Linked DNA regions of Homo sapiens: region 2 is linked to region 1. A link is an interaction called in ENCODE POLR2A ChIA-PET data of the cell type or tissue named here. Cell type or tissue: HCT116. All regions are shown on one strand. Each heading gives the region's core, and the rest is flanking DNA. Links, peaks and the distances in the headings are about the cores only. Region 1 has its middle 30 kb from the start of MKX. Region 2 overlaps MPP7 (MAGUK p55 scaffold protein 7).

Region 1 (11,308 bases), core at 1,907-9,906:
TTTCTCTCTTACTCTCTTCCCTCCTTCCCTCCCTCCCTTCTTCTCTCCCTCCTTCCTTTCTTTCTCTTTCTGTCTTTCCTTTCCTTCCCTCCCTCCTTCTCTCCTTCGTTTCCTCCTTCACTTCTCCCTTTCTCCTTCCTTCCCTCCTTCACTTCTCCCTTTCTCCTTCCTTCCCTCCCTCCCTCCTTCCCTCCCTTCTTCTTTCTTTCCTTCTTTCTTTTTTCTCTTTCTTTCTTCCTTCCTTCTTTCCTTCCTTCTTTTCCTTCCTTCCTTCCTTCCTCCCCGCCTTCCTTTTCTTCTTTCTTTCTTTTTCCTTCTTCTTTCTTTCTTTTTTCTTTCTTCTTTCTTTTCTCTTTCTTTCTTTCTTTCTCCCTCTTTCTCTCTCTTTCTTTCTCTCTCCCTTTTCCTTCCTTCCTTTTTTCCTTCCTTCCTTTGTTCCTTCCCTCCTTCCTTCCGTCCTTCTTTCCTTCTTTCCTTTTTCTTTCTTTCTACAGGACCTTGCTCTGTTGCCCAAGCTGGAATTCAGTGGTGTGATCATAGATCACTGCAGCTTCCAACACCTGGGCTCAAGCGATCCTACCACCTCAGCCCCCACTCCCAATAGCTAGGACTACAGACATGCACCACTATGCCCAAAATTTTTAATTTTTTTTTATAGAAATGGAGTCTCTCTATGCAGCCCAGGCTGGTTTTGAACTCCAGGCCTCAAGCAATCCTCCCACCTCAGCCTCCCAAAGCACTGGGATTACAGGCATGAACCACTGTGCCTGGCCAGGCCTTCCCTTCTCTTAGTCTCTGCATACCGCTTACCTCTAATTGAAATTATGTTGTTTATGGTCTTTTTTTCTCTACTACCACGTAAGCTCAATGAAAGGACAGCTTTTGTTTAACACCACTGTATCTTTGGCAGATAAGCTATTGGCTGGTATATAGTGGGCACTCAGTATTTTCCAGGTTTCCCTTAGAGACTTACACTTGAAATATCATCTGAGACTCTCACTTCTTTCAGTTGTATTCCCCTGTGTGATACTGGAGCCCAACTGGTGTGAAGATAAGGAGTCGAGAGGGGAGGCTTCCTCTAGTCCTGTGGGGGAGGTCTCAGTCTTGAAATGAGCCTGTGCCCCTGGGCTGCGACTTTCACAAGTGCTTCTCATGTCCCCCACCACCACCACGCCGTGGTTAGACAGGAAGGTTAGATGGGGCTGGAGTTGGAGATTTCCTTTCCTCTACATCATTTGGGGTTTAGAAAAACCTCAGTAGGTTAGGCTCTCACAAAGTAGTTTCTCTTTGGGGTTGTCTTTGCTGTGTGTTATTTCACAATGGCTACTTTCCTCACACCCTGCTGGAAGCAGGAGGAGTTTTTTCTGAGATGTTAACTGTGAGAAACTTGAGTGCTCTTAGAGGTAAAATTCCTGAAAGTGCTCCCCATTCCTTCTAAGACCAGGTCCCCAGGAGTTTTTAATTCTCAAACTTGTCCAGACTGAGCCTCCAGCAATTTGTCAATTATACTTAGGCTTTCCTACCCTGGTTCTGGTGCCCAGGGAGGTTTCTGCTTGAATTTCCTCCCTCGTGTGATGGAATTCTCTGTATCCACCTGTCTATCTCTCCAATTTTGAGGGCAGTGTTTTTGCCTTGTGATCTCAGTTCTATGATGGATCTAAGAAGAGTTGCTGGTTTTCAGTTTGTGGAGCTTATTTTCCCAAGAGAGATGACATCCGAGCTCTGAATATGCTGGACTAGAAGTTGAAATTTTTTCAGTGTTTTTTATAAGTAAGTGAATGACTGCTATAACATAGTGCATCTACCAGTTTGTTTGCTCTAGTTGCTCTAGCAACTCTTGTTTGCTCTAGTTTTGACCATCTCAACTTTAATCACAACATAACTGTACAGAAAGAGATTAATTTTCCTATCAGTGAATAGTAATTTCCAAACATGACCTCCAATGATTTTTTTACTGTAAAAGATTTTATTTTTGCACAATACAGAGAAGAGTATATATGTTATATTGTCCATTAGTCAATAACTCCTTAAATTGAAAGCAACATTTTCTTTTTTAAAAAAATTATTTTAGATTCGGGAGGCACACATGCAGGTTTGCTACCTGTGTATATTGAGTAATGGTGAAGTTTGAGCCCAGATCTCACTATTATTAGTGTCTATGGTTTCCATTTTTTATGTCCATGTGTACACATCATTGAGCTTCCACTTATAAGTGAAAACACGCATTATTTGATTTTCTGTTTCTGAGTTATTTCATTTAGGATAATGACCTCCTGCTTCATCCATGTTGTAGCAAAAGACATGATTTTATTCTCTTTTTATGGCTGTATACTATTCCATGGTGTATATATACATTTTCTTTATCTAGTCATCCATTGATGAGCACTTAGGTTGATTTCATGCCTTTGCTATTGTAAATGGTGTTGTAATAAGTATATGAGTGCAGAAGTCTTTTTAATATAATCGTCTCTTTTCCTTTGGGTAGATATACAGTAGTGGGATTGCAGGGTTGAGTGGTAGCTCTATTTTTAGTTCTTTGAGGAATCTCCATGCCATTTTATATAGAGGCTGTACTAGTTTACATTTCTCCTAATTGCAAATTGTGAATGCAATTTCTCTGCATCTACACCAACATCTGTTGTTTTTTGACTTTTTAATTATAGCCATTCTGACTGGTATTAGATAGTATCTCGTGGTTTTAATTTGCATTTCTCTGATGATTAGTGGATGTTGATCAAGTTTTCAATTGTTTGTTGGCTGCTTGCATATCTTCTTTTGAGAAATGTCTGTTGATGGTTTTTTGCCCCCTTTTTAATGGGGTTATTTGTTGTTGTTGAGTGGTTTGAGTGTCTTGTAGATTCTGGATATTAGTGTTTTTTTGCAGAGGCATAATTTGCAAATATTTTCTCCCATTCTACAGGTTTTCTGTTTACTCTGTGGATTATTTATGTGGCTTTGCAGAAGCATTTTTAGTTTAGTTAAGTCCCACTTGAGTATTTTTGGTTTTGTCGCATTGAAAGCAACATTTTCTAGGTGTATTGATTATGGTGTAGGCTAAACTGCAATAGCAGATACTTCTATACATCACTGGTTCAAACATAATAGAAGTGTACTTCTCTCTCACACAGTCTGGAAAGAAGTGGTTAACCAGCTTGGATGGGCAAAAGATTGAGTCAGGACCTGGCTTCCTTCTATGTTATTGCTCCTATGATATTGTTCTCATCCAGATGGTTGAAACTGGCTCAGGTTATCATCCATAATTTAGCCTACCAGAAAGGGATAATAAATGAATCTAGAGAGCAAGCAATTTTCTCTTAAGCACCTGCAGCAGAACTTGCACAGTCACTTCTGCTCACTTTCCACTGGCACAAACCTAGTCCAATGGCCAACGACCTGCAAGGGAGGCTGAGAATGCAGTCTCTAGCTATGTGGGCTAGAGGGAGGGGGACCTGGGGATAAATTAGCTATCTTCCACACTGTGTGACTCTGTGTGTGTGTATAAACTTGCCTAAAAGTTTCAAAATGCATTTTGAAGTCGGACAAACAGTGAAACACAAGTGATATAAATATTATTAACTTTCCATTCTTGGAAAGAATGTTTATATGAAAATCTTAAACTAAATACACAGAACACACTCCAGAAAATGAACCTGGTAATTTTGTCAAACTTTATATAGTAATAAATATGTAATCCTGATGCTGTTTAGTTAGGAAGGACTGTATATAATCCAAATACAAAGAGTATGTGTGTGTGGAGTGAGTGTGTGTGTGTGTGTGTGTGTGTGTAGAGGGATTGTTCATATGAATAGGTCTTAGTATATTGTCTCATCTGAGGAAATCTAGACTCCAGCAGCCAAAAGTAACTTGGTCAATTTTGTGCTGCTAAAGTCGAATAGCACAGACTGGGTAATTTATGGTGAACAGAAATTTATTGGCTCATGGTTTTAGAGCCTGGGAAGTCCAAGATGGAGTGGCATCTGGCAAGGGCTTTTTTGCTGTGTCATACAATGGCAGAAGGCATCATATGGGAGAAAGAGACACGCACAGAAAGAACTAAAGAGCATTAGAACCAGAAGAGGCAAATTCATCCTTTTATAAAAGCCCACTTCTAAGAAAATGCCATTAATCCATCCATTCATGAGGTCAGAGCCCTCATGGCCTAATCACCTCTTAAAGGTCTCAACCCTTTACTGTTACAATGGGAAATAAATTTTGACATGAGTTTGGGAGGGTGCAAACACTCAAACCATAGCAGTAACTTAGAAGGAATTTTAATATTTTATGTGTATTTCTCAGTTTTAAAGGGGATCTGTGTTATAACCCACAAAAATACTTTCGGAAATATCATCTCTCTTCCACAAGCTCCATATTTGTTGCAGACTCTCCCTAAACTTTCCAAATTCTCCCAACATCAATCTAGCATGGCTTTTCTGTCTTCTTCCTCCTGCCTCCACCTCAAAATCTTTCTTATTTATATCAATTTGGAATTAGGCTTCTTTTTATAGTTTCATCTCTGCTTTGCTCATTACCTGGATTCTGCACAATAGAGAACCCAGGGCCGACCCAGAAAGCAAAAATCCTTTCCCTTTTCTTCAGGCATCTCTGGCCCAGTTGCTCTCCCTGCCTCCTAATTTTGCATTACAAAAATACCAAGAACTAGACTGGCAAAGAAAGAATTCCTAAGACTGTGGGGGGAGGGGTAGAATCTGCACAGACAGGAATGAAGGAGGCTATGAATACTTACATATTAAAACGTCTTGTTTTCATCACACATATATCATTAAGAGCTCAAGTGAGGCTAATGTGGGCTGCTATAACTCCAAAACAGATGGGAAATCTCTCAGTTTAAAAATACTCACAAAGCTGGATTTATACAGATGTTCCACCTGAAGGCAGAGCTGGACAAATTAATGCTCACAGTGGACTATGAAACTCTAATCTATAAAGTGAAAAGGGAAGGGAAGGAAACTAAAAGTTATTGAGCACTTACTCAGGTATTGTGCTAAGCTCTTTAAACAATGTCATGTCATTTAAAACCCCCAATAACCTTACAGATCAATGTTCTCAGCTTAGGGATCTACAGACCATATTCTCAGTAGTACATGAGTGGTAAGATTGAAAAATGCTTGTGTTTCATGTCAGAAATAATATGAGCCTGGTTAATGTGAACATATTCTGAATCATCAGAAAGATTACTTTATAATCAACACTTATAATGAGAGTGTCACACAAAGTAGTCCATTGTGCTACTTTAACTGAAGTATGCTCATGAGAAAGGCACAAAGCCAGACTTAATATATAAATGACATGCATATACATTCATTTCATATAATATGAGGTATTTTGGTCAAGACAACCTCATTGTGTATGAAATCAATGATGGCTTTGCAGGAGTTCAAATACAGAATAGTGCTAAGATATTTTAGTTATTATCTGGCACATGTAGTAAAGTCATATCCCAAAGAACATGCATCATATTCATATTTTGAGCTATGATTTGATATAAGACAACAGTGTCACATTAAGTTAATACTGTTTCTTTGAGTTTCATTTTTTTGCTTTGATTTATATCAGTGTGGTAAATTATTCTCCTCCATTTTTTACTCCGTCTCCATTATAGGATTCTACAACCAAGCCCTTTGTCTAGACTTTGCAATACCTCACCTTAGAGAAAACAGAATGTTACAGGAGGCTGGAAAACAAGACAACCTGTACCATTGTTAGCAGTGGTGAATCGGTGCGGATCTTCAGCCACCTCAATTCTTGCCTCCTCAAAAGGGAGAATGCGACTGAGGGGCATAAGGCAGAGGGAGAGACCAAGACAGGTTTTAGAGCAGAAGTGAAAGTTTATTAAAAAGCTTTAGAATAGGAACAAAAGGAAGAAAAGTATACTTGGAAGAGGGCCAAGCAGGTGACGAGAGTTCAAGGACATGTTTGGACCTTTGACTTGGGATCTTATACATTGGCATACTTCTGGGGTCTTGCATCCCTTCTTTCCTGATTCTTCCTTTGGGGTGGGATGTCTACATGCACAGTGGCCTGCCAACACTTGGGAGGTGAGCGTGCAGTGTGTTTACTGGAGTTGTATGCATGCTCACTTGAGGCGTTCTTTCCTTACCAGCCAAGGGTTCCTAGAAGAAGGTCATTTACCTGGTAAACTCTGCCATTTTGCCTCTTAGTGTGCATGCTTGAGCCCGCTCACCCGACTCCCGAGATCTTATCAGGAAGCTGCTGATCATATTTCAGGTGTTTCTATCTATTGGGAGACTGCCTTTTCCTGGCACCATCTGCAGCCAATCATTCTTTTAGAGAGATGGTTAACAATGGCCTGACCATCACCTGATGGTCACTTGAGATTCCTGGTGGGGGGCCCTCTCCTGCCCTACATATGTCTGCCTGACGACCTACTGTAACACCATGGGGCAGTGAAATATTTGGGCAAAACTATCATTTTTGATGACCGAGAAGGCAAAAGGTGTTATCTAATGAACTTGTGGCACTGGCAAGGAGATTCTGAATCAGAATGTTGATAACGTGAACAGGCTGCAATTCTCAGCATTTGAAAAAGTGCCACAAGAGATAAGCTCAGAAAAGAATTGGCCAGTTTTCAAGCAAAATTGATAGGGAATGTAGCAAGCCTAGAAATTCCAGAAGCTGTCGAGTTGATGAATAAAGCTGTTTCTCATTTTCAATCAGTAAAATATAAAATTGAAAAATATCTTGCATTTGAAAGACTTATGAAAATAGCCTCAGAAAAATGACACAATCCAGGCGCAAACTCGTCACAACAAAACTAACAGTAGGTACTTTTCCCTGGACATAACAACTTTTAAGTGGACCAGTAAGTGGGATCACTGATGCCTGATGCACGCAAAGTACTTGTAATTAAAGTTTAGAGAGAAAGAGATGTGCCTCACAAAGAATTACAAGTGTGGTTTTTGGTACATGGAAATGTCTGAAATTAACTGCATCAAAACCTAACAGGTTTTTGAGAGAGCTGTATTTGCAAAAATGTTGCTAGATTAAGAGACTGACTTTGAGATGAAAAAAAGAGCTCTAGGCTCCCAGCTTTCTATAGGTAGGAAGTGGGTGAGAGAGCTGCTCTCACGTCCTCCAATACAGTTGGCCCTCTGTATCCACGGGTTCCGCATGGGTGGATTCAACCAATTATGGATCAAAATTATTTGAAAAAGAAAACAATAAAAATAATGCAGCAATAAAAAAATGAATAAAAAACCACAGTATTGTTTCCATAGCATCTACTATGTATGAGGTATTATACATAGTAACATCTATTACACAGCATTTACATTGTATTAGGTATTATACGTAACCTATGAGATGATTTAAAGTATGTAAGAGGATGTGTGCAGGTTATATGCAAATCCTAGGGCATTTCTATCAGGGACTTGAGCATCCACAGATTTTGGCATCCAAAGAGAGGGGGTCCTGGAACCAATCCCCTATGGATACCGAGGGATGATTGTACTCTTTTCAGATGTGGCCAGGAAAAATAATGGAAAAGGAAGGCTGTGCCAGAGACAGAGCTAGGACATGGAGAACAGTGGATTGGGGCATTGCTCCAAAGAACAATCCCTGCCCCAGTGGGGAAACTGGTCAATACTCTCATAGCAGGATTTCAGAATTCCTATGGCCCAGTAATCACTATCTATCTTCTCAGTCTTCCCCTTTTAAAAGAAGGGCATTTGCTGCTATTCCTCAACCCTGTTTCACCCTTGTATGTTGGGAATATAGGCTGACAGATACCTTGTCTTTTTAGTTTATGAATATCTCAATCAAGAAGAGCCACATCTCAGTGACGAGCACAAGATTCTGAACTTTGAGCCCCATGCCATGACTGGTTAAGGCTTGTGGTGTGTCTTGAGGGGCAGGGGAAGTACATCACATATAGGAGCAAAGTGAATAATTATAATCTTTTTTTTTTTTTTGAGGCAGAGTCACCCAGGCTGGAGTGCAGTGACCCGGTCTCGGCTCACTGCAACCTCCACCTCCCAGGTTCAACCGATTCTCCTGCCTCAGCCTCTTGAGCAGCTGGGATTACAGGCATACACTACCATGCCTGGCTAATTTTTGTATTTTTAGTAGAAACGGGGTTTTGCCATGTTGGCCAGTCTGGTCTCAAACTCCTGTCCTCGGGTGATCCACCTCCGCTTGGCCTCCCAAAGTGCTGGGATTACAGGCGTGAGCCACCATGCCCGGCCATGAATAATGATAATCTAAGAAAAATTGTGGATTGAACTATTGCTGCCAGTCCTTCCCTTTCTCCCTGTTACGGATTTATACCTCCATGATCTTTGCCATGGGTCTTTGCAGTACCTCTCCCAGGGTAAGCAGAGTATACTTCCCTGACCCATTAAGGCTGGACTTGGCTGGAATATCAGCAAATATGACACAGGAAGAGACTCTAAATGTGTATTCATAATTTGACGTGGCCTCTGCGGTCTTGGGATACATCATTAAAAACAAAACAAAACAACCATACCTCACGTAGCCTCTGATCCTGCAATGAAGACAGAGGAAGCAGAATTGAATCTACTTGCAACCTGGTGCTAATCCTCACCTGGCCCAGCTGAGATCAGCCAAACCCCACTGTGAATAGAAAACACAAATATTTGTATTTGTAATTTACCAAGATTTATGGGGTTGTCAGTTATGTAGCATTATTTCCATAGTAGCCAACTAATATAATTGGTATAAGAAGTTAAAATAAGCATAAAGAACTTATACCTAGATTTATGTTTATGCATAGCTCAGCAACATTAAATCAGAAAACACTTTGAATCAACACTCTAGGCATCTTTTTTTCCTTAAAGTTTCCATATATGAATAAAGTTTTAGAAATTCTGCTTTAAATAGTCCTGGTTAACCCCATTTTAGGAATGAGTAAACTGAGGCAACTCTGAGAGGTTGGTGGCTTCTTTAAGCCATCGGATCTCACTTGACTTGCCTGACTTCAACATGCAGATTTTTCTACTATATGCCTGGCTGTCTTTGAAAAAAAATTAATTTTCAAAGTAGCATCTCTTTTGCCTAGGTGATTATTAAATTAAAATTCTATATAAGCATGTAGAGATCAAAAGAGAAAAAAATTTAAAAAATAAAAAAAAGGAAAGATAGAAAGAAGATAAACTGCCAAATTCCGATGATGAAACCTGGCAGAGTAACTATAAGCAAAACTGTGAGTGTCCAAATCCAGTCAGATATTTTCCCCATCAAAGGATTGACATGCAAAGCTCATGTGTCTGTGCTATTAGCAGGAAACTGCTTTCAAAATACTTCAAAAACTTGTGACTGTCCACCAATAAGATTGATACTAACATCAAAGTATGCAGGACTTGAAGATCCCGCAGAATTAGACCTGGAATGAAAGGGCTTCTGGGAATAAAAGTGCAGATTACAAAACAAGTGGATTCTTTTAATGCTCAAGGGAACTTTTTCTTGTTTAAGTTTTCCTCATTGGAGCATAATTTGAGTAGTTTCAGATGTTAATCACATCACGGAGAGGAGGGAAAAACCCTCCGGAGTATTATTTTTTCATGTGGCTCAGTGTTAACAGGCCCTTTAAACCTGGAAGAAACTCGTAAGCTCCCTGGGATAGTTTTCACACACCGTCTATAAGGCCTGCCATTCGGAACCCCGTCATCCATCCGGGCAGGATGAGGGTTTTCCATTGCTTAAATCGTTGCCTCCTTTTGGTGATCAGAGACCTTAAATGTTGCAGAGCTTCGACCCTTTCTTGTCTGTCTAGATGGATCTGTCGTGACTACACAGTTTGCTTTCACAGAGGCCAGTAGGTAACCAGAATGTGTCTTTTATGAGCACGACTTCCTCAAGGAATGTTGCAGGAGAAGTATAGTGATAAAAAGAAGAGAAGGAAAAACTAGTAAGAAAAAGAAGTTAAATCCTCTCCCTTGGCACCGATACCAAATTTCCTTGCTTTGAAAAACTCCAGCTCGATTTCTGAAATATCTCAAAAGATGCCCACTTGTTAAATTGACTGACCCATTTTGTGGGTAAAAGTACTCCCCTCTTTTGTAGGACACACTTAAACACATTGCTCTGGAAGAAGTTTTGAGTCAGAAAAGGACAGTTACCCCACAGACATGGGTCTATTTAAAGAATAAAAGCAAGATGGTTCAGGCCACTGGGATGGCCCTTGTAGACTCAGTCTCAGTCGCCTGGGAGGGTCACTGTAGTTTTTGAGGTTCTCGCAATAGAGAGAGCCTGTGTCCAGGCTTCTCGGTCATTGATGGCCTTGGGTGCGGGGGCGTGCAAAGAGAGCAGCTATTTAGCAAGAGCATGTTTTGTTCTGGAACATTATGAGGAAAACAGCACTTAAAACCAATCAAATTAGCATCAATAAAAGTCACAGATTTTTCATCAAAATTGAGATGCATATGGATATTATTGCTATTGATTAACTGGTTACTCTTTTTACAACCATAGGTGAGGCCAATTCATTTTTGTCTTTTCCTAGTTTTACATTCCTCCTACTCCTTTTCTGGGAGTACTAATCTGATCCTCCACATCATGGGATAGAGACAGAGAAAAGGGAAATAGCCACAATTTTTGGAAGGAGTTGGGGTATCAGTCTTGGTGAAGTTCTTGCAGTAGACTTTCTTTAAAAGCCATGTTTAGTGTCTAAGATGTCTGAAACAAACTGACATGAACAGAATGGATATAAACACTTATTTTGCCAATGTTGTGAAATATCTGAGTTTATTAATTAAATAAAATGTCAAAATACTCTCAAAAGCTTCAAAGCACGTCTCACATCTTTTGCATTGAATTTGACATTTTGTTTTCTCTAAACTTAGATGTGAAGTGATTATAATAACTTATGTATATCTGACAAAATGTGACCTATTACTGATACATCCATCTGAAATTAACATGAAAATTAGATATAGGTATGTCTTATGTAGACCACTGCACATATCCTTATTGTTAGTCATTCATTTTGGGTAGATATATTAGAATCTTTCTATTTTAAAATCAGGAAAATTGTTCTTTATCCATCATTTTAACAAATTTATTTTATTATAAAGTAAAACTTTCTCTCTCAGAAATTTCAAACTACACAGAGGTAAATACAAAACCACCCAGTGTATGGGATTTTATGATGGCGGCATGAGGAGACAAATACAAGAGTTTTCTTTTTGAATCCCTGAGAATGCCTTCACCTGCAAGCTACAGAAAGCCCAGTTAAAAGGAGCTTAAACATTAAAGGCATTTTTAAAAACCTTTCTTGAGAATGTCAGAGTTTCACGGAATTCCAGAGCGAGGT
Region 2 (11,308 bases), core at 1,550-9,549, 310 kb after region 1:
GTGATGACTAATTATGCTCCAGGAATAGGCAGAGATTCAGGCTACAAAAAGTGGCAGAAGTCAAATCTGGTGATCTCAAAGCTCACTCTGTGCAGAATCTCTGAGAAGTCTAATATAAACTGAATGAGGATGATGTGCAGACCAGGCCTGGGCCACAGACACTGGGCATATGTGTTGGATTCTCAATTCAGGACTGAGGAAAATCAAACACAAAGATGATATATGTAAGTAAAAGCCAAAAAGGCACATTAAAAATGATTTTGGAGCTTATTAATCTGGAATTCAGGCAGTAAACTAAAGTTGGTGTGTCTCTTAGCTTTGAAAAGAATGTTTATAGCCAAACCAGAAATGTAAGTAAGTATTTATCTGCTTCATCTAAAAAATATTTCATAAGAATTTATAAAACCATGTTGGAAAGGAAGAATAAAGCTGTGTGTATCAATTTGTATTACGTGAAGGTCTTGGGAAAAATGTGTGTCAATTGGATAATTAAGATAATTAGAAAAGCATAATACTACTTTAAATTCCTTTTTATGCATTTAATTAGTAACTCCTTATTGAAAGTAAGCAAATGTGTTGCATGGTTTTATAAAAAGTTTCATTCATTTTAACCAAAGTTACGTAGCCCATTTAAGGTGTCGATAAAATGTTAATACAATTTCTATTTAAGATTTTAAATTTAAGAAAACAGTCACTGTTAACTACATGCAAAGATTCTTTTATGTTTATCTTAAAAAGGTTAAAAATCTATAGCAAATTCTCAGCTTTAATTTACATAGAAGAAGGTAGACATACATGACACCTTTTCCCCAAATGATCTTGAAATTGGTTGACATTATTGCCTCATTTCATGTAATGTAATTATGAGACGTAGGGTATTTTCATTGTTCTGTTTCAGATTTTCTTTGTATTCCCCAAATATGTTTAGGTGTTTATGATTTGTAACAAATGTTTATGTATAAAAAACAAAAAGTATATTTTGATTAGAATGCTAGCACAGTATACTTTCAAAATTAATTCACAGTTGATGCATACAAGTTTTTCATTCTGTAAACATGGTCTCCCCAAATAATCTACTTTTTTAAATCTGATACAGACATATACCACAAAAAAAAAAAGAAAGAAACAAGCCAGGTGCAGCAGTTTGCACCTGTAATCCCAGTTACTTGGGAGGCTGAGACAGGAAGATCACCTGAGACCAGGAGTTTGAGTCCAGCCTGGGCAACATAGCAAGATCCTCTCTAAAAAACAAAACAAAAACAAACAAAAAATAAAACAAAGCTAAATGAGTAGAAAAAGATTTCAGGCAATAACATCAGCGCCTAGAAGCGCACCCAAAACCATACATGCACTGAAAGAATGATTTGAAATACCAGGTATAATGTTCTTATACTGACAAAAAAACAAAAAACCTGTTAATGGCCATGGTCTCAGGCGTTGTGTTTTGAACCTTCAATTCTGTACTTATTTACATGTTAGTGCACATTCTGAGCGAATGAATAAACATTTACTTGAACAGCAATATGTATTACTATTGTGAAAATAATTACTGAAATCAATGAAATGTGGCACATGTGTATATTTTAAATGACAGTCATAAAGAATAAGCATATGGATGGGCATAATCCTATCACTTAGGAAGGCCGAGGCGGGCGCATCACCTGAGGTCAGGAGTTCCAGACCAGCCTGGCCAACATGGTGAAACTCCATCTCTACTAAAAATTTAAAAATTAGCCAGGTGTGGTGCGGGGTGCCTATAATCCCAGCGGAAGAATGGCTCAAACCCAGAAGGCAGAGGTTGCAGTGAGCCAAGATTGGGAGGGGGAGGGGGAGGGAGGGAGAGGGGAGGGGAAAAGGAAAGGAAAGGAAAGAAAAAGAAAAGAAAGAAGAGAAAAGAAAAGAAGGAAGGAAGGAAAACAAAAGAAAAGTAAAAAGTGGGAAGCTTATTGAAAGAGCACCATTTTTTCCAGGCAGCTATTTACTCTACGCTTATATAGACTGACTAAAATACTCATCTCACTCTACTTCAAAACTATGACAAGAGTGCAATAAAATTAAGAGGTCAAAATAAAATCATCCCTGAGTGTTCCGTGGCTAAGTAGACGGGGGCATGAGAAACTGCCTTACTTCAGAGTTTGCTCAGAATGGGGCCACCAAGCTCCCAATTCAAAATCTATCCTGTCTGTGTCCCCAACTCTCCATTCCCCTTATCCCATTCCACTTTACTTTCTTCCATAGACTTATCGCCTTCTAACAACTGTACAAGTGATTTTATCATTTCTTACTAATTTATTATAAATATGGTTTTGGTCCATCTTCTCCCATTAGAACATAAATGGCACAAGGGCAAAAATGTTTGTGTGCTCAGAACAGTGCCTGGCATAGCTGGTACACCGTAAAACTCAGTTGAATGAACAGATTTGTGGTTTATGCCCAGAAATGAAGTCTGAAAATAAATATTTAAGATTGGCCAACGGCATAAAAAGCCAACTGTGACTCCAGTGAAGATCACATTTACCTTTTACATACAAGGGTTATAATTTTAAATCCATCACATTCTCAGGAATTTCATTATGACTTTCAGTTTTACAGTTATCTATATAAAATCCTCCAGAGCCAACTCTAATTCTACAAGCCTTCCATCAAAGTGCAACAAAAGATATGAGAATTCTAATAAACACACTAACACATTTAGTTTTGAGCACTTACTTTGCACTCTGCTTTATGTGGGAGGCTTTGTGTTATGCCACAGTTTTATGAAAAAATAGTGACAGTCTTATAATAAATGCCTGTTTATTCAAATTACCTCTGCAAGCAGTCTTTGGGCAGCACATAAGATTCAGCACAAAGGAGAGCAGAATAGTACTGATGCTCAAGCTAAAAATGTGAAATATACAGAAAGATTTATTATTAGTTTCTCTTGTACCTCCCAGCCAGACAGAACAAGTCGCAAATTGTCTGAATATCCACAAGATGAATTTTTGCTCTTGTTTTGGCTTAAACGTGAAAAGTGTTTTAGTTGCTTTTTAACACCTAAGTCTTCTCCCTGCTCCCTCCCTCACCCACACACACATTATTTGACTTTATTACTTTACTTTTCAAAAAGTTGGGTTTCACTGAAGATAAGACTTGTCATGTAGGAAAATGTATTAAAAGCCTGACATTTGGTTTCAACATACTTTCTAGAAAATGCTTTTAAATGCAGAAGGAAATTTAACAGAAACTGTCATTGAGATGTTTTGGTGGCTAAAATGAGGCTTAAGAAGAATACATTTTCAAAATGAAGAGAAAATTATAATACTTCTGATCACAGCTCAAAGTCCTCCATTATTGTATTTTTGCCATGGTAACAACTTGGTCTATTATTATTTCTTGATCATTAAATATAAGAATAAAAACCATATAGCATTATGATAATATAGAAAAATAATATTTTGTATTTTCTCAACAATATTTATGAAACGGTTTCAAAGCAAGTGTCACTTTTCCCAATGGCTTTGGAAACACTGGGCAAAAAATTATTCTCTTTTTTTTTTTTTTGAGACAGAGTCTTGCTCTGTCACTCAGTGGCACAGTCTCGGCTCAGTGCAACCTCCAACTCCCAGGTTCAAGTGATTCTCCTGCCTCAGACTCCTAAATACCTGGGACTACAGGTGACTGCCAACACATCTGGCTAATTTTTGTATTTTTAGTAGAGACGGGTTTCACCATGTTGGCCAGGCTGGTCTTGAATTCCTGACCTCAGGTGATCCACCTGCCTCAGCCTCCCAAAAAGTGCTGGGATTACAGGCATGAGCCACTGCACCCAGCCAGAAATTATTTCCAAGGAGGACTATGACACTTATACTTTTTCCATCTTCCTACATAAATACACATTGTAGGAGCCAAGGAAATAAATTCCTATGTATACAACGTTTCTATAATCATAAACTAAACAGTAAACAGTTAATTCAGGAATAACCCAGAATTTCCAAAATTTGTGTCCATGGCTTCATTACCTATTTCAGATGATAAACTTCTAGATAATCTAATAAGTGTTTTAACACTGAGGTTCAAAACCAGTAGAAGCCTACTGATATTTGAACATTTCATGTTTATCTTATTATGTTTAGTTAATATGTAAGTCCTCCTCCTCCTCTTCCTTCTTCTTCCCCTTCTTCTCCTTCTCCTCCTCCTCCTTCTCTCCTTCTCCTCCTTCCTCCTCCTTCCTTATCCTTCCTCCTCCTCCTCCTTCTTCTTTTAGACTCTGTTGCCCAGCCCAGAATGTGCAGTGGTATAACCACAGCTCTCTGTAATCTCTAATTCACTGACTCATGCAATCCTCTCATCTCAGCTTCCCAAGTAGCTGGGACTACAGGCACACACCACCTTGCCTGGCTAATTTTATTTTATTTTGTTTTGTTTTTTATAAAGATGGAGTCTCACTATGTTGCCCAGACTGGGCTTGAACTCCTGGCCTCCAGCACTCTCCCTGCCTCAGCCTCCCTCAGCGCTGGGAATTCAGGTGTGAGTCACTGCGCTCAGTCTCTTTTTTTATTTTTAGAGACGAGGTTTCACTGTATCTAGCTGGTCTTGAGCTCCTGGGCTCAAGTGATCCTTCTGCCTCAGTCTCCCGAACAGCTGAGACCACAGGCATGCACCACTATGCTGGGCAATAAATATTTCTTATTAAAACCATACTAGGTGCATGAATTGGCCTGCATCTTTGCACAGATTATTTTGTTTAACCCTCAAAACAAACCTAGAAAGTAGGTGTTTTTATTATCTCAAATTTTCAGATGAATAACTGAAGCCCAGAGAAAATTTGAATTGTTCCCGTGTCATGTGACTACTGAAGGGCATCACAGGACTGGAAGGCAGCCATCTTGTCCCAGAGGCTCATCTCTCATCTTCTATATTATCCTGCCTCACAGGATATAAAGAGATGGGGATTTCTCCACGTAACAGGCTCTAAGCTTCTGATACTTCCAATGTGCCATACACATAAGCTGAAAGGGTTTCTGAGTAAGGAATACAAAGAAGAAAGCAAATAATAGGGAATACTTCTGAAGGACAGTTACATAAAACCGCCTTGGCCATCACCAGATCCCACTGTACAGTGTCGTGCTGTACACAGGCCACAGTGGGGTAGAGGTGGAATGTTCTGTTAATGACACCAGGGGGCTGAAATTTCCAAGCCTCCAGCTGTACAGGCATTCTTGATTCTGGAAAGTTTCTAGATCTTTTCTTTAGTAGAACTATTACTAAGAAGTTTGCATTAATATACCATGCTTACATGATTTTCTTCCTCTTTTTTTTTTTTTTTTTTTTTTGAGATGGAGCTTCGCTCTTGTTCCCCAAGCTGAAGTGCACTGGCATGATCTCAGCTCACCGCAACCTCTGCCTCCTGGGTTCAAGTGAGTCTCCTGCCTCAGCCTCCCGAGTAGCTGGGATTACAGGCGCCCGACACCACACCTGGCTAATTTTTGTATTTTTAGTAGAGACAGGGTTTCACCATGTTGGCCAGGCTGGTCTCGAACTCCTGACCTCAAGTGATCTGCCTGCCTCGGCCTCCCAGAGTGCTGGGATTACAGGCATCAGCCACCGCACCTGGCCTTTACTCTATTTTTTATATAGAGACACAGGAAATACAATTCGCCTGAAGAGAAAATGTGATCTAACATGACAAAAAGAATAAAATGAATATTCTCCATTAAGTCTGTTCTGTTATAATCCAATTGTCACAGATTTAAGAAATACTGCCTTATACCAGCAATTGCTCCAAAATAGGAAAAGAACGTGTTAGGGGCTAAAGAGTTTCACATAAAGTTAATTTTCCTAGAGGAATTTCAGACTAAAGGCTAATAATCATAACAAATCTGTTGATCAAAACAGACAAGCCAAAACCTGAAATATTGCTGAGCAAATCCTGAACAGCAGAAAGATTAAGAGGAAACCAAAAGTTTCTAAGCCATCATTATAAGGCATACATGAGAAAGCACAAAACTGAAATACAATGCCAAGAAAAGTAGAAAATCAAAATAAATGGCAGCCAATTCACAATCACTAACCAAAGAAGGCAATGGCAACTGAACCCATTCAAACAGAGCAACAAGGCTTCTCCCTGTGTGCACAGCACCAGACCTCACAGCATCTGCATCTGAACCAGCAGCAATAGGGGAAAAGCAAAATGTACCCTAATTAATCAGGCCAGCAGCAACAGCATCATCTGGGAGCTTGTTAGAAATGCAGGCTCTCTGACCCCACCTCAGGCTACCAGATTAGAAACTGCATCTTAACAAGACCTCCAGGTGACCAGAATGCATGTTAAATCTGACAAGCCCTGGAATAGGGTCTGGAGGTCAGAGGAGAAGGGCAGGAGCTCCTCCCTCTGTATATTCTCCAAGACTACCTCTATCTATGGCAATCAAAAAACTATTGAGAGACAATCTCTGAACTCTGAAGGCAGTAGACAGATTATGAATATAACCTTTCGTGGTAAGTGGAAGACTTATCCCAGGTTGACCATGGGAAATGTGAACAAATTTGAGAGGGAAAGACCAGGAAAATCAGCACTTTAGGAATTTATTGAAAAATTTTAAGGAGCAGGGCAGTGAAATAGTAATGACAGGTGCAGTAAGAAACCCTGCCTAGACAGTGTGCAGAATTAGCGTGTAGGAAAGAGAGAGGTGAGCCCACCAAGCCTATTGAACTGACCTAGGGAGACCTACATTGGAAACTCAAGTTGTAGACGTGGGCAGGATTCAAGTGAACATAAACGCTTTCACTAGACTCACATCTAAACTTTCACAAAGCAAGGAGGTATCTGTCAGGAAAATGAATGAACAGTCCTTTAATCAAGGAGATTTTTTAAAAAGTAAGATATTTAGATCCAGCACAGTGTCAAGTACTGCCCTAATTTTAAGATTGGAAGCCATATTCTACAGTAAGATAAGAAGTAGGGTTCTGGTGTCCACCTGCTGGGGTCTGAATCGGTTCTGTAACTTAATGCTTCAGGATCTTAGACAAGTTACCTACTTCTCTCTGTGCTTCAGTTTCTTCATCTGTAAAACAGGGAATAATAAGAGTATTTACCATGTAGTCATGATGAGGACTGAAGGAATACACTCATAGCTCTTAGTTACTGTTATTATATAGCATGGAGGAAGGACAGGACCCTCTTAAAAACAAGTTAAAATTTAAAAACTTGCTTGAGACTGTTTGAAAGGAGTTGGGAACAGCAGAGGGTAGTGAAACATGACAGTTAGATCTTAGTAGCAGAGAAACCTAAGAAGTTCAAACAGATATTTTGGTTGTCATTGAAGCAATGCAATTAATTATTTACTTAAGGCCTGGAAATCTATAGAGAATGAGGAAACACTCATTGGCAGAAGCACCTATCAAAGGCAATATAAACGTTCACTGACTGTGCCACTTGGGAGCATCAGTATTTAGCATCTCCAGTTTAGGACTATGTCGAGGGAATATCCCTGTTGGAAGACAAAGGGGAAATCTCTGAGAATCAGGAATCAAACTTAAGGAATTTCAAACAGGAGACAGAAACAGCAGTCATTGCAATAGGATTGATATCACAGGGCTAGAAAAAAAAGGCTTTAGGATTCTGCTGGGAATTAAAAAATAAAGTGAGAAAAGGGAGGGGACCAACCCAAATACCCATCAATAATACACTGGATAAAGACAATGTGGCACATATACACCATGGAATACTATGCAGCCATAAAAAAGGATGAGTTCATGTCCTTTGCAGAGACATGGATGAAGTTGGAAACCATCATTCTCAGCAAACTAACACAGGAACAGAAAACCAAACACCGCATGTTCTCACTTATAAGTGGAAGTTGAACAATGAGAACACATGGACACAGAGAGGGGAACATCACACATCAGGGCCTGCGGGGTGGGGGCAAGGGGAGGGAGAGCATTAGGACAAATACCTAATACATGCAGGGCTTAAAACCTAGATGACGGGTTGATGGGTGCAGCAAACCACCATATGGCACATGTATACCTATGTAACAAACCTGCATATTCTGTACATGTATCCCAGAATTTAAAGGAAAGTAAAGAAAGAAAGAAGAGAAAACAATGAAAGAAAAAAAGCAAAGCACTTGGCCCCAAAACAGAGTCCACATTCAATTCAGAATTCGGGTACCAGGAACCCAAAGGCCAAAGGGGAAACAGGGCAACTGAAGTGCATACAATTAATCTCTTTACTGATGATTTCAGCCAGATGAATTTTAGTGCAATCAGTGATCACGGATCAGGACAATTAGCATTCAGACAGGAGAAGCGAAAATACCTCAGGTCATTCTATGATTTTTGGCTGACAATAGAATGTGGTGATATATAATTCTGGGAGCATTATTTTGCCTCAAAAGGTAGCTGGAATGATGCTGTGATATTCTTTTGTCCTGACGACCGTTTCAACTGCTGACCAGTAGGGCTGGGGTTCCATTACACAGTTTTGAGGAGGCTGATTAAGGCACACCCATGAAGAAAGGCCAAGTTGTGTCAGAGGAGTTTAAAGCTTCAGAGAGTTCCAGATCCACTATATCGGGGAAAGCCCACCAGAGTCTATCCCCCGCTGAATACAGCCCAAACCTCTGGACAGCGCACAAAAGGCAACAACCTAGGGACTCTGAAAGGCAAACAAAACCAGGCAGAGTGTAGATGGAGTCAAATCTGGAGAGGTGGCCTCCAAGATAATGAAGTTTCCCATTTTATTTTTCCCTCTAGCTATAGTCTCGATGTTTGTCCCCCCAAATTGCGTGTTGAAATTTGATCCCAGCATTGGAAGTGGGGCCCAAGGAGAGGTGTTTGGGTCATAAGAGCAGATCCCTCATGAATAGATTAATGCCCTCCCTGGCGTGAGGCAGTGAGTGAGTTTTCACTCTATTTGTCCCCCAAGAAAGCTGGTTGTTAAAAACAGCCTGACATCCCACCACTCCTGCTTCCTCTCTCTCCACGTGATCTCTGCACACACAGGATTCCCTTCGCCTTCCACAAGTCAAAGCAGCATGAGGCCCTCGCCAGATGCCCAAACTTCCAGCTATTAGAACCATCAGCCAAACAAATCATTTTTCTTTATGAATTACCCAATCTCAGGTATTCCTTTACAGCAACACACAACAGACTAACACATGCCTTTTTTTTTCTTTCTTTCTTTTTTTAATTAGAGAATCTTGCTCTGTTGCCCCGGCTGGAGTACCGTGATGCAATCTCAGCTCACTGCAACCTCTGCCTCCCAGGTTCAAGCAATTCTTGTGCCTCAGCTTCCCAAGAAGCTGGGACTACAGGCGCCTGCCACTACACCTGACTAATTTTTATACTATTAGTAGAGACAGGGTCTTGCCATGTTGGGCAGGCTGGTCTTGAACTCCTGACCTCAAGTGATCCTCCTGGCTTAGCCTCCCAAAGCGCTGGGATTACAGGCATGAGCCACTGCGCCCAGCCTCAATGCCATTTTATTACATGTCTTTCCCCTTGGCTGAGGAGAAGAGGCAACAGGGACAGAAGAGATGTTGCTGTGATCTGTGCTGGTGAAGGAGGCAGCACAGAAGGGACAGTGAGGTGGGAGAGGAGCAGGAGGTCTCAGGTAGCCCCATTGAGCTGGGAAATGCATGTTCTCTCAGCACACCTCTATAAGGATGAGAAGCAGGGCACTGTAAGCTATAAATAAATTCTTCCTCCTCCTCCTTGAGGAGGCTCAGTATAAATGAATTAGGAGATGTGGACATTATTAATAAAGGAAATTTTGAATTTCTTTTGAAGTATGTGAATATGTGTTTCAAAATAATGCAAACAATCTTAATATGTAATGATGCTAGTGTTCACTTCCAGGACCTACAGATGTGAGAAATTGCATCATTTCCCATGAGTCACCCACCATTTCTCAATGAACAGCATGGGTTGTAACCTTTCAAAGGACTCCATCTTACTAAGATGGGGTAATTCTCAGGTTCTCCATTGATTCTCATTTCCATAAGTATCATCACGAGTTTATAAAAGAACAATTAACAAGAGTGATATGGTTTGGCTCTGTGTCCCCACCCAAGTCTCATGTTGAACTGTAATTCTCAATGCTGGGGGAGGGACCTGGTGGGAGGTAGCTAGATCACAGAGGTAGATTTCTCCCATGATATTCCCACGATAATGAGTTCTCAGGAGATCTGATGGTTTAAAAGTATGTGGCACGTCCCCTGTCGCTCTCACTCTCTCTCTCCCCTGCTGCCATGTGAAGCCCGCTCCTGTTTCCCCTTCACCTTCTGCCATGCTTGTTAAGTTTCCTGAGGGCTCCCAGTCATGCTTCCTATATAGCCTGTGGAACTGTGAGTCAATTAAACCTCTTTTCTTCATAAATTACCCAGTCTCAGGTAATTATAGCAGTGTGAGAATGTACTAACACTAAGAGACACCATGCTCTTCTACTCCAAAACTTTTCTAAAATCATTGGCTTTGATCCTGGAAGTTTAAATATCTCTCGCTACATTTTTAAAGAAATGCATTGAGGATGAAGTGAAGATACATGGAGCTTGTGGCTACTCACATCTGTGAAGGGTGCACAAGATAGATGCTAGGATGCAAATCTGAGTCAAGGCAATCGATGTTTGTGAAAATACCCACATTCCTTTATTAACTGCCTTTTTATTTTGAGACAGAGTCTCGCTCTGTCACCCAGGCTGGAGTGCAGTGGCGCGATCTTGGCTCACTGCAACCTCCACCTCCCAGGTTCAAGGGATTCTTCTGCCTCAGCCTCCTGAGTAGCTCGGACTACAGGACTGTGCTACCACGCCTGGCTAATTTTTGTATTTTTGTAGAGATGGGGCTTCAATGTAGAGATGGGGCTTCACTGTAGAGATGGGGCTTCACCATGATGGCCAGGCTGGTCTCAAACTCCTGACCTCAAGTGATCCTCCCACCCTGGCCTCCCAAAGTGCTGGGATTAAAGGTGTGAGCCACGGCACCCAGCCAATTATCAACTTTAAAGCGACTTTGCTGACTCTCTAGCTTGAAATATCCTAGAACTCTGCTGTAATACTTTATTTCACTGAAGGTCTAAATGCCATCTGAAGCTTGTACCATGCTGCTGCCTCAAAATGCTTTGAAACGAACTTGCATTGTGTTCAAAAATATTCACTTCTATTATTTAATTGCCCTGATGTATGCTTCATATATTACAACAGTGTTTGCTATCCCCACTTGACAAAGGTTCCACTAAAACGACAGTACCGTTCTTCAGAAATGTCTTAAAAGTCTCTGCAAGTCAATTACGTACAAAAAACTAAAGATTTTGTTTCAGAGACAAGAC

The links. ChIA-PET counts read pairs that join two places held together with the same protein. Peaks named below come from ENCODE experiments on the same cell type or tissue, not always from the same donor. Only the 100,000 strongest peaks of a DNase experiment are listed, where the experiment ranks them.
Region 2: POLR2A ChIA-PET joins it to region 1 with 8 read pairs; 2 of 35 experiments call an interaction of 5 or more read pairs at or near these places.

The regions. Positions count from the first base shown.
Region 1 is chr10:27,770,283-27,781,590 of GRCh38, forward strand. No RefSeq gene overlaps it. Among named protein-coding and RNA genes, the nearest start is that of MKX, 30 kb to the left of the region's middle. In HCT116, for the core only: no CTCF peak of the experiment used is centred there; no DNase peak of the experiment used is centred there.
Region 2 is chr10:28,078,243-28,089,550 of GRCh38, forward strand. All of the region lies in intron 12 of MPP7 (MAGUK p55 scaffold protein 7), which reads right to left. Among named protein-coding and RNA genes, the nearest start is that of SNORD130, 11 kb to the left of the region's middle. RefSeq lists an enhancer at 10,565-11,308. In HCT116, for the core only: no CTCF peak of the experiment used is centred there; no DNase peak of the experiment used is centred there; H3K27ac peaks cover 7,536 bases.